Regions from separate parts of the Homo sapiens genome. Here region 2 is linked to region 1. A link is a contact called in ENCODE Hi-C or POLR2A ChIA-PET data. All regions are on one chromosome and are shown on one strand. The core of a region is the stretch at or near the end of the contact, and the rest is flanking DNA. Distances in the headings are between cores, read along the strand shown.

The links. Hi-C counts contacts between places; a loop is a spot of excess contacts on that map. ChIA-PET counts read pairs that join two places held with the same protein, here RNA polymerase II (POLR2A). Pooled maps may share reads with other maps.
Region 2: a loop to region 1 is called in a map of CD14-positive monocyte, with 6 times the contacts of the local background. The contact joins the promoter of LINC03108 here to the enhancer-like site in region 1. A Hi-C loop is called at or near these places in 42 of 168 maps with a recorded cell type or tissue (B cell, CD14-positive monocyte, CD4-positive, alpha-beta memory T cell and 26 more), 37 of 37 single-sample maps with no recorded cell type and 30 of 50 pooled maps. POLR2A ChIA-PET finds 5 or more read pairs at or near these places in 34 of 52 experiments (A549, AG04449, AG04450 and 26 more).

The regions. Positions count from the first base shown.
Region 1 is chr1:234,928,567-234,936,188 of GRCh38, reverse strand. No RefSeq gene overlaps it. Among named protein-coding and RNA genes, the nearest start is that of LINC02971, 25 kb to the left of the region's middle. RefSeq lists an enhancer at 3,489-3,989. Within about 2 kb of position 2,573, at least 20 of the 41 ENCODE cell types and tissues checked have a DNase peak (open chromatin) inside an H3K27ac peak, as active enhancers do; they include CD14-positive monocyte, GM12878, IMR-90 and 9 more, where a contact is called at or near this core.
Region 2 is chr1:234,977,150-234,984,771 of GRCh38, reverse strand. LINC03108 (long intergenic non-protein coding RNA 3108) reads left to right here and starts at 3,996. Exons shown (of 2, transcript NR_186308.1): 1 at 3,996-4,116; 2 at 4,429-7,622. RefSeq lists an enhancer at 4,734-5,237.

The DNA.
Region 1 (7,622 bases), core at 1,324-3,823:
GTGCAGTGGTGCAATCACAGCTTACTGCAGCCTCAAACTCCTAGGCTCAGGCGATCCTCCCACTTCAGCCTCCTGAGTAGCTGGGACTGTACACATGTGCCACCATGTCCGGCTAATTTTTAAAATTTTTTGTAGAGACAGGGTCTCACTACGTTGTTCAGACTGGTCTTGAATTCCTGGGCTCAAGCAATTCTCCCACCTCGGCATCTCAAAGTGTTGGGATTACAGGCATGAGCCACCATGCCTGGCCAAGAATAGTGTATTCTTAATTCATGTATTGAAAGTGTATTTTTGGACAGTCTTTAAAATATTCACGATATTTGTCTTTTTTCCCTCTAAAGTGACACATATCACTAAGTGGATTTGAGATATGTAAGAAAAATGTGATTTATAAAGTAAAAAAGGCAAAAAGTAAAAATAAAGTAAAAAAAGCAAAAAAGTTTGATTTTTTTACTAAATGTATATATTTTATAATGTTATAGCATATAAAAACATGTAACATATATATGTTATAACACATGAAAATCCGCAACTGTTTTAATTTTCCTGACATTTGGAATGCTTATATTTGAGACTTAAATATGTCTATTTTTATAATTTCTGACATTTTATTTTTCTTGAGACCAAGTCTCACTCTGTCACCCAGGCTGGAGTGCAGTGGTGCGAGCTTGGCTCACTGTAAGAAATCACTTGAACTCCCCCTCCTGGGTTCAAGCGATTCTCCTGCCTCAGCCTCCCGAGTAGCTGGGATTACAGGCATGATCCACCACGCCAGGCTAATTTTTGTAATTTTGGTTGAGATGGGGTTTCAACCAACTCCTGACCTCGTGATCCGCCCACCTTGGCCTCCCAAAGTGTTGGGATTACAGGCGTGAACCACCTGACATTTTATTTCTAACGGACATAATCAGACAGGAGATTTCAGCTGTTCTTTTCAAATAATACATTATAGTATATGGATTTTTTTTGTCACCAATAAATAAAAAGCCAAATTAGATAGAATCACCAATATATACATTTTTTTCTTTCAACTTACATTTTTGAAGTACAAAAACTCTGGGTCTGGTGAAAATAATCTTCAGATAAATTTGCTGAATTATTACCATTTTATTTATTTATTTATTTTTATTTTTTTAGAAACAGGATCTCACTCTGCTGCCCAGTCTGGCTAGTTTATTTTTAATTTTTTTGTAGAGATGGGGTCTCAGTATGTTGCCCAGGCTGGTCTCAAACTTCTGGCCTCAAGCAATCCCCCAACTTCAGCCTTTCAAAGTGCTGAGATTACAGGCATAAGGCATGGTGCGCGGCTCATTTTATGCTTGTTGTGAAGTTCCTGTATTTCATCATCAGGGTTCTTATGCTTCTTGTCTTCAGCCAGTGCTCCACCGTGGAAGTAAAATAAGCAATATATGACAAAGACTAACTTAATGAAAGACTGTATATGGTCAAATCCACTGACGGTCACAGGGAGTGAGTGGTTGAGTCACAAGTACGCTCACTCGTTTCTGCAAACAGTCACACAACCAGGACATTCTTAAACAGTTCTGTTTCAGAGGCGGATGATTTAAATAATCAATTTATTTGAGTTAAAAAACAGAAATAGGGCTGGGCACGGCGGCTCATGCCTGAGATCCCAGCACTTTGGGAGACTGGGGTAGGAGGATTGCTTGAGCCCAGGAGTTCAAGACCAGCCTGGACAACATAGTGAGAGTCCAGCTTTACAAAAAATAAAAATAAAAAAATTGGCCAGGTGAGGTGGCTCATGCCTGTAATCTCAGCACTTTGGGAGGCCGAGGTGGGTGGATCACGAGGTCAGGAGATCGAGACCATCCTGGCTAACACGGTGAAACCCCATCTCTACTAAAAATACAAAAAATTAGCCAGGCGTGGTGGCAGGCACCTGTAGTCCCAGCTACTCAGGAGGCTGAGGCAGGAGAATCGCTTGAACCCGGGAGGCTGAGGTCGCAGTGAGCCGAGATCATGCCACTGCACTCCAGCCTGGGCAACAGAGAGAGATTCCATCTCAAAAATAAAAATAAAAAAATAAAAAAAATTAACTAGGTGTGCTGGCCCATGCCTGTAGTCCTAGCTACTAAGGAAACTGAGGTAGAAGGATTGCTTGAGAGCCTGGGAGGTTGAGACTGCAGTGAGCTGTGATCACATCACTGCACTCCAGCCTTCTTTAAAAAAAAAAAAGAAAAAAGAAAAGGAAATGGACACAAAATACCCTTAGTTTTTTTTAGTGATTCAAACCCCTGGGTCACTTTGTTGTTGTTGTTGTTGTTAGAGATGGGGTCTCAGTATGTTGCTCAGGCTGGAGTGAAGTGGTCATTCACAGGTGTGATCATGGTACACTGTGGCCTCCAATTCCCATCCCAGCCTCCTGAGTAGCTGAGCCTACAGTGTGTACCACCACACTTGGTTTCTGGATCGCTTTTGAGAGATTTTGGAGTGTCACTGGCTGAAGGACCTTTGTCTGGCTTGGCAGAGCCTGGCCCTTGGGTGCTGGCCATGGTCTCTGGTTATGTGGGGCAAGCCTGACTCATTCTTCCTCTTTGAGGCTCCTTTGCATAGATTCCTTGCACACATCACTTTTTCATTTTCTATAGCTCAAAACAGATTTCAGTTTCCAAGACTGTAACTCAGCGTATGTGCATTTACATTTAGTTTGGGATATGCTAATGTGGTCAGCAGCACATTTCTAGAAAATTGCTCCCAGTGGCTGCTACTGCAAAGTTAAAGTTCTGATTTAATGTTGACCCTCATTGACCGTGGGCGGGGAGGCTGACATTTTCATCCTCATCCCCAGGATCTTGGAGGAGTGTCCCCTGTGGGTATGGTAGCCTCTGGGGCCCTGAGCTGTGGACAGCGGATGAGAGGTGGAGTGAGCCTGAAGGGCAGTTGTTGTCACACAGAGCCTGGAGAAAGCATTTGGGAGGAGCTTCAGCCCTGGCATCTCCTCTTATCAGAGTTCCTCTGGGCCAGTCAGTGCGCATGTCACTTTCTTGCCAGGTCAGTCAGGCCTGTGTAGACACATCCCCGGCCCCTTTCCTTTGGAGCTGTGGTGTAAGCCCAGAATCAGTTCCCATCCATGGCCAACAGGGTCTTCCTCAGGCACTGGCCCCAGCAGAAGGACATCCCTCTGATCCCCTGCTCTTGGAAAACATCGCAGAGGTGGATGTGCTTTGCCGGGTCAGCAGTGCCAATAATAGTGCTGAGCCATGAACCCAAGGGCGAGCAGGAAAGAAAAGAGGATGGAAGAAAGACAAAGAGGAAATAGTATGGAAAGAGAAAAGAAAACTGAGAGAGGGGAAATGTGTAGAAAGACGAAAGGAAAATCAACATGCCTCATGGGGATGAGTCCTGTGCTGGTGGCAGTGCCTCTCCCATTAGGCACTGTCACTCCCAGGCTGGACTCAATCTCTCTCTGTTTTGCACAATGAAGATTAGGCAGAATGTGAATGGCATAGCAAGTGAGAGCCTGCTGACGTGGCGTGCTCTGGGGGATCAATGCCCATGAAAGAGAAATGTGACTACATTAGAAGCTCTGCAGAGGCAGATATTCAGAGCTTGTTCATCCCCGTACCCCAATGCCCAGGAACAGTGCCTGACACGTCCTAAGCACATGATAAATATCTGTTGAATTAAATCGAATGTTAGGTGAATGCTGAAGAACGAAGTTGGATCTGCTATTGTCCTCGCATTCTCATGGATCTAAAGGTGAGTTCCTCTACTCCTCTAGGCTCCCATATTTAGAGACTACAGCTCCATGTCTACCCTTGACTTGGAGCGATTCTCCCCCAACGAGGAGGACACACCTGGGGCAGCACAGGAGGAGGTGGCTGCAGCCAGGTCGGTGGACTGGGCCCGACACAGGACAGACAGTTTCGTTCGTCTATGGTGCCGCTGGGGCTGTACCTTTTGGGTTGCTAGGAGTCAGGAATAGCATGCGAGCCCTGGAGGGAGGGGGATGGAGATCTAGAATAAAGGCCCTGTGCCTTGGACCCATGCAGCATTTAAATCGTCATTCTGTTGTAAAGTAGGTGGCGTTAATATTTCTCAGGCGAATTGTCTCCCCCATGGGGAAGCAGAGCTTGGGCATCAAGCTGTGCTGAGTTGGGTGCTGGCTCCTACGCTGGGAGCCCCGGTGTAGACTGGGGAGGGGGCGGGGCAGCTGGAGGGCTCCAGCCATGTTTCTGCTATTTTCCACCGTAACGCTGATGGGAGCAGGGCTGTTGTAGGAGTTCCTGGACAAAGCTAGGCAGGAGTCTCAGGATCTCTAGGATGCAGGACAGGTTTCTTCCCCTCGGGTTCTGTCCATGAGCAGACCAAGAACCTTTCAAATGACAGTGGTCACATTATTTAGTCTGAAACTGGGGTTTCCAAAAAGCCTGATTCCTTGTATAAAGTCAAATCAGCAAAAACCCACTTGGACTAGGCTGCATACTTGGCATTTGCAGCCTCTCCCTATTGATGAATTCAACCTAACTACATGTTTTAAACACATTCTACATTCAGGGATGCCATGAACAGATGTGCAGGTTGGGCACTGCACAAAGGTGCTTGGCTTAGCCAGGAGTGTGGAGTGTGTGGGGGGAGTGGAAGGTGCATGGGTGCTGAAATACAGATTGTGCTTCTCTGTTGGATGTGCTCTGAGGGTTGCCTCCACCAGGAAAGAGGTGACTTTTTCTTCACACAAGGGCATAGCTCCACAGAGCTGTCATGCCGGCTGGTAGGCACTATACATGTGAGGGGGCTCCAGCTCTTTTCCCCAGGCTGTGTGCGTGTTGGGGATATGAGAGTGAGGAAAACAGATCTCTTTCCCTCCAATTGCAAACAGACTCCTAGAAAGACAGGCACCTATACCAACAATTGCAATCACACCACTTCTCTTTTCCTTTCCTGTAATATTCCTTTCTGATTTGTTGGAATGGTAGCCAGCTGTTAGCAACCTTGAAAAGGGGGCTGGGCGCGGTGGCTCACACCTGTAATCCCAGCACTTTGGGAGGCTGAAGCGGGTGGATAACAAGGTCAGGAGATCGAGACCATCCAGGCTAACAGGGTGAAACCCCTTCTCTACTAAAAATACAAAAAAATTAGCCGGGCGTGGTGGCGGGCGCCTGCAGTCCCAGCTACTCAGGAGGCTGAGGCAGGAGAATGGCGTGAACCTGGGAGGCGGAGCTTGCAGTGAGCGGAGATCGCGCCACTGCACTCCAGCCTGGGCGACAGAGCGGGACTCCGTCTCAAAAAAAAAAAAGATAAGGCTACAGTGCTCTTAGGGAGGACCCACAATCTCTGCGAAGGAAGTTTCCCCTTGTTCCCCTTTGGCAGGAAGTAGAAGCCCAGCTGAGGGACTCAGCAAGGGGTCCTTTCATCCCATAGGCTTGTCCCCTAAGGATACATCCCATAGGCTTGTTCCCCTTTGGCAGGAAGTAGAAGCCCAGCTGAGGGACTCAGCAAGGGGTCCTTTCATCCCATAGGCTTGTCCCCTAATGATGTGAAGTCATCACAAACAGGCACAGGTGGGACAGGATGCTGAATCCCAGCTCCAACCATGGGAAACATTGTAACAGAGGACAGGTAACACGTGACAGCTCCCGGCCTGAAAGGAAACCCAGTCAGCAGAACTTTCGTTCATCAAACTAAGAGGGATGTTGTGGGTGTGTCTGTGAACATACTGCTTCGAGGCCAAGGCCGCTGCTCTGTTGGCCTCAACCCCATGGACAAGGAGGATGTGAGCTGGGAGGTTCCTGGGTTGGCATCCAGACTACTGGTCCTTGCTTCCACCTGGACCTGTGCATGGGGGAGCCAGGCACTGGCCCAGATACCAGCCTGGCCAGGACAGCCAGGAGAGGTGTGGCAGCCCCACCCCAAACCCATGGGGCCGAGTGGGTGGGTCAAGCTCTGTGGGCACATGAGACATTAGCCAGGCTGGCAAGACATTGGTCAGGAATCACCTACTGGGGACCTGAGGGGCTTCAGGGACCCCCCTGATCCAGCACCCTAGAATGCAAAGTCTGTCAAAGATTGAATTCCTCTAAGCTTTTTTTTTTTTTTTTTTTAAGACAGAGTCTTGCTCTGTCGCCAAGGCTGGAGTGCAGCGGCACCATCTCGGCTCACTGCAAGCCCCGCCTCCTGGGTTCACGCCATTCTCCTGCCTCAGCCTCCCGAGTAGCTGGAACTACAAGCGCCCGCCACCACACCCGGCTAATTTTTTTGTATTTTTAGTAGAGACAGGGTTTCACCGTGTTAGCCAGGATGGTCTCGATCTCCTGACCTCGTGATCCGCCTGCCTCGGCCTTCCAGAGTGCTGGGATTACAGGTGTGAGCCACCACGTCCAGCTGAATTCCTCTAAGCTTTTTACTGCCCATCATCCCTATTAAAGAAGGAGGGAAAATGTCTTAGCTTCAGCTGCTGTAACAAAGTACCAGAGCCCAGTGGCTTATAAACAACACGCAGTTCTTCCTCACAGTTCTGGAGACTGGGGGTCTGAAATCAGGGTGCCAGCATGGTTGGGTTCTGGTGAGAGCCTCTTCTGGACTGCAGATGGCACATTCTAGCTGTGTCCCTGCATGGTGGGAAGAGAATGAGACTCCTCTCTGGGGTCCCTTTGATAAAGGCACTAATCCCATTTGCAGGGGCTCCAACCTCAGGACCTAATCACCTCCCAAAGGCCCCACCTCCTAATGCCATTCGTTACCTTTGGAGTTGGGTTTTTTTCAACATAGGAATTTTGGTTGGGCTGTGGGGAGCATAAACATTCAGTCCATAACCGAAAGGAAGTCAGCACAGATGAAATGTAACTCTGCTCTTTCACTTAATTCTCACAGCAAACTGGCAAGGGAGGCAACGTGACTCTTCCTATTTTATGAGGAAAAAAACGGGCTCAAGAGGTGAAGGAATGCTTTCTGGGTTAGAGAGTTAACCAAAGTAGAGTTAGGGGCCCAATCTAGGGTGTAGATGCCAGGCCCGCCTGTCCCTGCAGGGAGCAGGCAGTGACCTCCTCTGACGGGGCCAAGTCCCCTTTTCTCCTTGGTCTGAGGAAGGTGGACGATGAAGAAACAATATCACACGCTCTTCACCCTTCTAGACTCAAGCCAATTTCCACCTCTTCCATGAAGCCATCCCTGATCCCCCAGCTCTGAATCATTGCTCAGCCCTCCACGCTGCCATACATTCTAGCAGCCCCTTTTATCCTGCTTCCCCTACCAAAGAGTGAAGGACCCAACTGCCCCTTCTTCAGCAGTCTCTGTAAACCTTAGGCCCTGGGACGCTGCCCTGCTCTTATTAGGAGTGGAGCAGTGTATTAACAAGGGGATTATGTGCTGGCTGCTGGACTCTGGTGAGCAGAGAATAGAGCTGAGGCTGCCAGGTGTGTGCACACCTGTGCCACGGGCCTGCCCCGGCAGCTGATTTACAGTGTCGGTGAGGAGATGCATCCCCATGAAGGGAAAATCCATCAGATGGTAAATACTGTTTTGAGATATTAGCTCTCCCAAGCTAATTAGTTCCTTCCAAGCCCACCTGGGGTTTCTGAGACTTCTGGTTGCCTCCCCTGCTGGCGTTTTCACTGGGGGAGGGGCACGGTTTGGAGGGGGAGAGCTGGGGGAAACATTTCCAG
Region 2 (7,622 bases), core at 2,747-5,246, 47 kb before region 1:
AAAAAAGTGCTCCTTGGCCACAACAGGAGAAAAAAATCTCCAGTTCCCTCCTAGCCTCGCTCCACCTTGAGATCTTATTTTAGTCTCCAGTTAATCAAGGACGTCTGGGCTTCATGCGAAAAGGGAAGAATGTGCCAGTGTGTTTCGAACACCATATATGCAAATGAGTCAGCAAAGTATGTTGCTGGCAGCCACCAGAGGTCAAATGTCAGCCTCCACACTCAACAATTATTTTGCTGAAAATACACTGCAAGCAGGGCAGCAGGAAATGAGTTGCAGCAACCTCGATTCTTGTGTGAAAGTTTCCAATTAGGAATTCAAAGAAGTTGTTGTTTAATGAAAAAGTGAAACGAATGCCTTTTATGTGCCTCTCCACTTCCTTGGTGGTCCCTGGCTAAGTGCTGGATCCATTGCCAGGAATATGGATGTCATTCAGTTCACCCGAGAGCAGGGGCAAGCAGCATCTAATGTAATAGAAAGGAAGTTGATCGGATCCTTAGGTTTTGGGGTTGGCAAACCTGGGCGAAATCTGGCCCACAGCTTGTTTTTGTAAATAAAGCTTTATTGGAACACAACCATGCCCGTTTGTTCACATTTGATCAATGGCTGCTTTCACAGTACAAGGGCAGAGTTGAGTAGCTGGGAGAGAGACCATGCGGCCTGCAAAGCCCAAAATATTTACTCGATGGAGCTTGATAGAAAACATCTGCTAACCCATGCTTTAGTTCATCCATTTTTAGTTTTCCTTGTGTGATGGGACCCCTTTGAAATATAGTGAAAGCTCTCTCTCTATCCCCTTTCAGAAAAATACATGACTTTCTGGTTAAGAATGCTCACATGTAACTCTAACTAGACTCTTCTACAGGGCCAGAGGCCATCATAGTATATTCTGGACCCCTCACAGGAACCGTTTATGATGGTATGAAGGACATCTTCCACACTAACACCCACCCCTGCCCACTGTACTGGTGCTAGATGCATTATAGCAAAAGCAACCTTGGATTACAGATGAAGAGACACAAGCTCTCTTGTGTCTGCCACCCTTATGCTGTGTGACCTTGAGTAAGTCACTTCACTTCTCTGAGCCTTGGTTCCCTCAAACGTCAAACGAGGAGTCCAAAATACATGACTGCCTACGGATCTTTCTGGCTTTAGGTTTTTGTGATCTCCAAGGGTCTGGAATTTATTTCTGGAGCTGAGGAGAGAGAGAGGTTGTGAGTTATATATTTTCAAAACGTCTGAATTTGCTTGGCCACCCAGAGAGGTCTGTGGTAGTTAATTTAGTTAATTCCAAGCTGGGATTTGATTACCACACTGGATACTTGGCACCTGTTGGAGAAAACTCTGCCATGTCCCTGTCTCTACCCCTCCACCCCTGGTCAGCCATCCTGATCCATCAGGTTGCCACACAGGGGCTGCGTAAGAGAGTGTGAACATAATTCAGTTCAGCCTATCAGAGCTCTGGAAAAACAGCTTAGGACCCACGACCTTCTGGTGGAATGTCCGCAGAAACATCTTCCATCAGAAAGAGAACATGTAAAACTTATCTTGCACAGATATGATCTGTTAGGCAAACAGCTTTTAGATTTGTGTTGCATTTGGTTTTAAAATGAAAAGAAATGTGTGTATATTTTCTCTCTTTTTAAATTTTTTTTTTTTTTTTGAGACAGAGTCTTGCTCTGTTGCCCAGGCTGGAGTGCAGTGGCATGATCTCGGCCCACTGCAACCTCCGCCTCCCTAGTTCAAGCGATTTTCCTGCCTCAGCCTCCCGAGTAGCTGGGATTACAGGTGCATGCCACTGCGCTGGGCTAATTTTTGTATTTTTAGTAAAGACGGGTTTTTACCATATTGGTCAGGCTGGTTTCGAACTCCTGACCTCAGGTGATCCACCCACCTCGGCCTCCCAAAGTGCTGAGATTACAGGCGTGAGCCACCACGCCAGGCCAATGTGTGTATATTTTCTGACTGTAAGTATGCTTCATATGTATTGTAGGCAATTTTAAGACATACAGAAAATGTGAGGAAAGTAAAAATCATCCCCAAATCCCACTCTGCAGAGGTGACCACTGTCAACGATTTGATAAGCCTCCAGGTGTCTCTTTTATGAATACGCCCTCACAACAACATTTTTACATAAATGGGCTGCAAATGTTGTATCAGCTCCTACTTTTTATCTATCAGAATGATCCATGTGAATATCTTCCTATGGCTTTGGATGTAGATTTCCAACATTATGTTTAATGGTTGCATAGCATATGATTAAACATACTATAAGTCACTGACTCAATCACTTCTAGGTTGTTTCAGCTTTATTTATTTTTTAGATTTATTTGCCACACTGTGATGACTATCTGTGCAATTTTTTTCTGGTGGCTCAACTGAGAATAAATTCCTAGTTTTAAAATTAAGAAGACAAAGAGTACTCATGAATAATTTTAATGTACAGGGTCAAATTTCTCCCAGAAAATGTATAACACTAAACATCTACCAATAATAAGGAGAGTTCCCATTTCCACACTCTCTGGCCAACACTAGCCATTGACAATATTTAAAGTTTTGGCCAATCTGATAGGTTAAAACTGATGTTTTATTGTTGTATTGATTTGCCTTTCCTAGATCATTTTACTTTTGAATGGTACTGTTTATGGTTAAATAGAGGCAAAAATAATGACTTCATATGAGGATATCATTACTACATGAGGAACTAAGGCTGGCATGAAGGCAGACATATGTTATTCAGAGAGCCATGGTGCCAGGTGCCTAGCACAGAACAGTTTGATAACCATTTGAGGGTAATAATATTTTGTTGATTGATTGATTTATGGACTCACCGGTGACTACTTTCAGGAACTGGTTGAATGGCATCTAGAAGCCTGCATGGCTCTGGTCATAAAGGATGACAGGATGACATTTGCCTATAACTGCAAGGCCACTTGCAGGCAGAATGCACGTCCCATGTCTTGTTGATGTCTGTGCAAGATCCACCTGATCTAATCTACCTGACCTCCCTGGCTCAAGGGATCTTCTTGCTTCGGCCCCACAAGTAAATGGGACTAAAGGCATGTACCACCAAGCCTGGGTAATTTTTGTATTTTTAGTAGAGACGGGGTTTCACCATGTTGCCCAGGCTGGTCTCGAACTCCTGGACTCAAGCGATCTGCCTGCCTCGGCCTCCGTAAGTGCTGGGATTACAGGCGTGAGCCATGGCGCCTGGCCTCCCTTGGTCTCGAATGGGTCTCCCCATTTCTTTCCTTTCTGGGATAGGAAGATGACAGCTTCACTTCAGCCAATGTCACCAAGAATTTCTCTCCCTTCCGAGATTGGAAGGTGACAGCTTCATTTCAGCCAATGCAACCAAGAGAGGCTTCGGGAAAGTCAGAAGATGGCTAACGCTGCCTGTGACCTAGTGCAAGGGGGAACTGGAAGCCCCCAGGGACGATGGTGGAGAAACTGAGAACATGGGGTGGCAACTCTGCCCTGCCAGCCTCCGTGGTGGACTCTTGCCACGACGAACAGCCAGGGTGGGAGAGGCCCACTGCAGGGAGCTACTCCTTCCAGGCCTGGTGCGCAGTGGTTTCCTGCCTTGCTAAATGGCCGTTGCTCGGTGGTGATGATTCATGGCATTTGGAAAGTGTGGCTGTGTTCTGAACAGGGAAGTGAAAAATAACACAGCCAAGGTCAGTGCAGGACAGGATAGGGGCTGTTACAAAATGTGCAGTTTTACTCTGAAAAATGCAGGGGGTGGGGAGCCACAGTAAACTCGGTCCTGGTGGTTCACACCGCGTGCGTGGCGCCCTGCTTGCTCTCCTTTACAGCATCAACTTTTCCGAGTGTCAGTCACTAATTTGTCCCTTGGAAGCGGCTGCTGGTCTTGGCTGAGCGGCTGTGGGTAGGAGGAAGTGGATGCGTGATTCAGTGAGTGTCTGCTTCCTCTCTGACTCAGGATTGGATCTGTTTCTGAGGGTGGTGCCAGGGGGCACAGTGTGGCTTTAGCTAGATTCTTTGAACTTGGAGTCAAACCTGAGGCTCTGACCCCTTGTAGCCGCTGGCCCTCCCTTGACCCCTTTGGATGAGTGAGGGGGCTCAGCTGGACCCTATGACCTTGCTTCACATTGGGTAAGCCTTCTGACCTGAGGCCTTCCTGTGGTTTCAGCTGAGAGAGGCTAGTGACATAGAGAGCCGAGGCAAATCCTGGATCTGTGCCTGCCTCAAGAGCTCCCTCCTTTGTGGGAGTTGCATTTGGGGGAGCAGCATAGTTCTCAGGGGCTCCACCTAGGCAGGCGCTAGACTGATGGAGGAGGCAGTTGAAGGAGGAGGTAGTTTTCTTGTGGTCCCTTTGTCTATTTAGCCAATGATACGATAGGAGAGGGTCAGGTGGGGAGCTGAGACATTCCGAAGTGAAAAGTCAGGATTGGCTTTTTCTTCTAGAGCATGGAGTTTTCCAAGGATCTGTCACTAGTGTGCCGTCTGAACAGACATCGCTGCTGACACCTAAAACCTCTTCTAAGAAACACTCCAATTATTCAGATAATTGCTTGTGCCTAAGACTGTATAACCTAAGAGTCGGGTGCAGGCTTGATAAAGAATTGGAAGCCCTCTGCAAAACTGCTACAGGTGTTCTGTGTTCCGACGCCCTCCATCACCTTGGACAGGGGTTCTTCTTCCGGCCCAGTCTCTCCCATTTCCTCTTTTCTCCCTCCATCTCCTCCCATTTGCTTGGCCAGAGCAGAGGCTCGGCTGGTCTAGTTCAGGTAGGATGGCCAGCATCCAGTCACTGCCATATTCAACAAGGACTTGAGAGCTTCTAGAGAGAGAAATGCAAGTCAAACCAGCCTGGGCTTTTAAAAGGGGGCTTTGTGTGACCCTGGACACCTGCAACTGGGAGCCAACACTGCCACGTGCTCTCTCTTTTCTCACGCCTCAACTTCCTCTGAATACTGATCTAAATCTCTTTGCTAAGCTTCCTCTCTATGGCAGGTAATGTGCACGATGGCAGCTTTTGCTTATTGTACCTCATGACTTCACTGCCAGAAAGGGACAGAGAGGGGCCTTCACGGCCTTCACTGGGGCCAGGTGACCATCATTGGCTCAAACACTGCGGCTTGGGAAGAGCTGAACTGATGCCTGCTCACATCTGGACTCTGATTTGTGCTAGGGAGGGGGTACTTTCCAGAAGAAGGGGCCCCTGTCCTGGAAGACATACAATGGAGCCCACCACCGTGGTGCTGAGAGCTATTCCCAAGTCCTAGGGCGCAGTGGGCCCTCCTCCTTCGCCTCTGCTTCCCCTGCCTGGCAGTGAGGGGCATGGCCTGGGGGAGGGGTGACATCTGTCCACAGAGCCCATTGTTTTTTGGCTTGAAAATCCATAGGAAAATGGGGGTTTTTCTCAGCTCCCTTTTTTTGGAGTGGGGGCAGCAGCCGTGTGATTTTCTGAGTGGAATGCCTTGGAGGATCTAAGCGGTGAGTGAAGGAAGAACAAAAGAACCATTCTCAGAAGCATGGCAAAAATGAAACCAAATAAAAACCCCATAAAAATCCCTACCGGGGCAGAGGAAATACCAAGCCAGTGCTTTTGGAGTGCAGATTCTGTAATAAAGGAAAGATTCATGGATACGCTGTGCAACTTGCTTATGTTTGGACTGGAGGGAGAATGTGCAGGAACATGATATAAAAGAGTCATCCAAGAAAGGGAGGCATCGCTGTGTGCATTTGTGTTGTGTGTTGTTGCAATTCAGGAGTGGACTAAGGACTGGGGTTCATGGGGAGCCTGAAAGAGACACTGGACTGGTTCAAAGTTTGTGCACAGCTGCGGAGATCAGATGACTGTCAGCTGGGCCTGCCCCCTGCTGCCTCTGCTTGATTGCAGGAGGAACTCTGACCTTGATTTAGTCACCAAAACACCCATCTGGAAAGCTCTTTGAAGATTGATTAAGTAAACACTCACAGCACAGACAATCATAATTGAGTGACGTAGCTGAATTATCTGCAGTGCGTGGAAGAATGCACTGATGAGAAAGCTCAGGGGCATGTTCCCTCTCTGTTCCTCTAATTTGGCTTCCTTACTTAGGGGTACAGTTTCGGGCACCGGGAGTGTTTTGAGGGGATGGCGTGGAGGATGTGGAGACTTTCACTCTCATTTGGCAGGGTGACACTATCCCAGGCATAGAACACCACCCGTCACCGCACTGCAGCTGGTGTGGCCTGTGGCAGGTAGCGCTGTCCGCACAGCTGACCTGAGATGCTGCCTGTAGGGGGTTTCAGTTCTGCTTTGTGACTGTGGGCTGCTGTGAGCCCACTTTGGGAAAGGGCTCACAGATGGGGAAGGCCTGGATTTCATCTGGGAGTGCCTCACCTCTCTGCACGGTGGTTCTGCTCTAGGAAAGAGCTGGTGGGCCTCTGTGGGCATGAAGCAGTGGCCACGTTAGTTCCCTAATGATCTCTGCAGCTCCGTGGGAGATAGAGATGGGAATAGGCTGTCAGCTCTGGACTCGGCTTCTGGACTTGGTATGCCTGGAGTTTGTTGAGTCCTCTGGATTCGGGGAGCAGTTTTGATGTTCATTCAATTCATTCATGATTGATCCATCCACCTATTCACTCACTCACCAGGGCTATCATTTCATCATTCAATCACGTTGAGATAATGTCTCTCCCACTTTTTCTCTCTCCTGCCTGGCACAGTGCCAAGCTTCTGCCAGGGCTCTGCACATTTGTTTACATCTCTTCCTGCTCTGCTTTTGTTGTGGTTGAATATCTAACCCCCAGGACCTCAGAATGTGACCTTATTTGGTGATAAGGTCTTTATTTATTTATTTACTTAATTTTTGATACAGAGCCTCGCTCTGTTATCCAGGCTGGAGTGCAGTGGCGTGATCTCAGCTTACTGCAACCTCTGCCTCCCGGGTTCAAGCGTTCAAGTGATTCTCCTACCTCAGCCTCCCAAGTAGCTGGGATTACAGGTACATACCACCACGCCGGGCTAATTTTTGTATTTTTAGTAGAGACTGAGTTTCATCATGTTGGTCAGTCTGGTCTCGAACTCCTGACCTCAGGTGATCACTTCAGTGATCCCAAACTGCTGGAATTATAGGTGTGGGCCACTGTGCCTGGCCAAGTGTGAGGGTCTTTAAAGAGGTGATTAAGTACAAATGAGGTCACGAAGATGGGCCCTAATCCAATATGACTGGTGTTCTTCTAAGAAGAGGAGATGAGGACATAGACACACACAGAGGGAAGCCCATCTGAGGACATGGGGTGAAGATGGCCATTTCCAAGCCAAAGAGAGGCCTCAGAAGAAACCAACCCCGCCGGCACCTACACCTCACACTTCCAGCCTCCAGACCGTGAAGAAGTAAAGTTCTGTTGTTTAAGCCAGTCTGTGGTACTTTGTTATGACAGCCCGGGAAAATGAATACAGCCTCTCAACACGTTCACTGAGCATATAGCCATCTGCAAGTTATTCTAGATGATCTACAGATGAAAGTAGAGAAGTACAGGAAAAGAGGAACGGGAACGAGCTCATCTTTTCTTCTTCATTTTCTCCTCCCAAACCCTCCCTACTCAGCCTCTCCTTACCTCTACCCTCAGCAGAAAGCAGAAACTTAGGGGGAAATGAAACAGAGTGC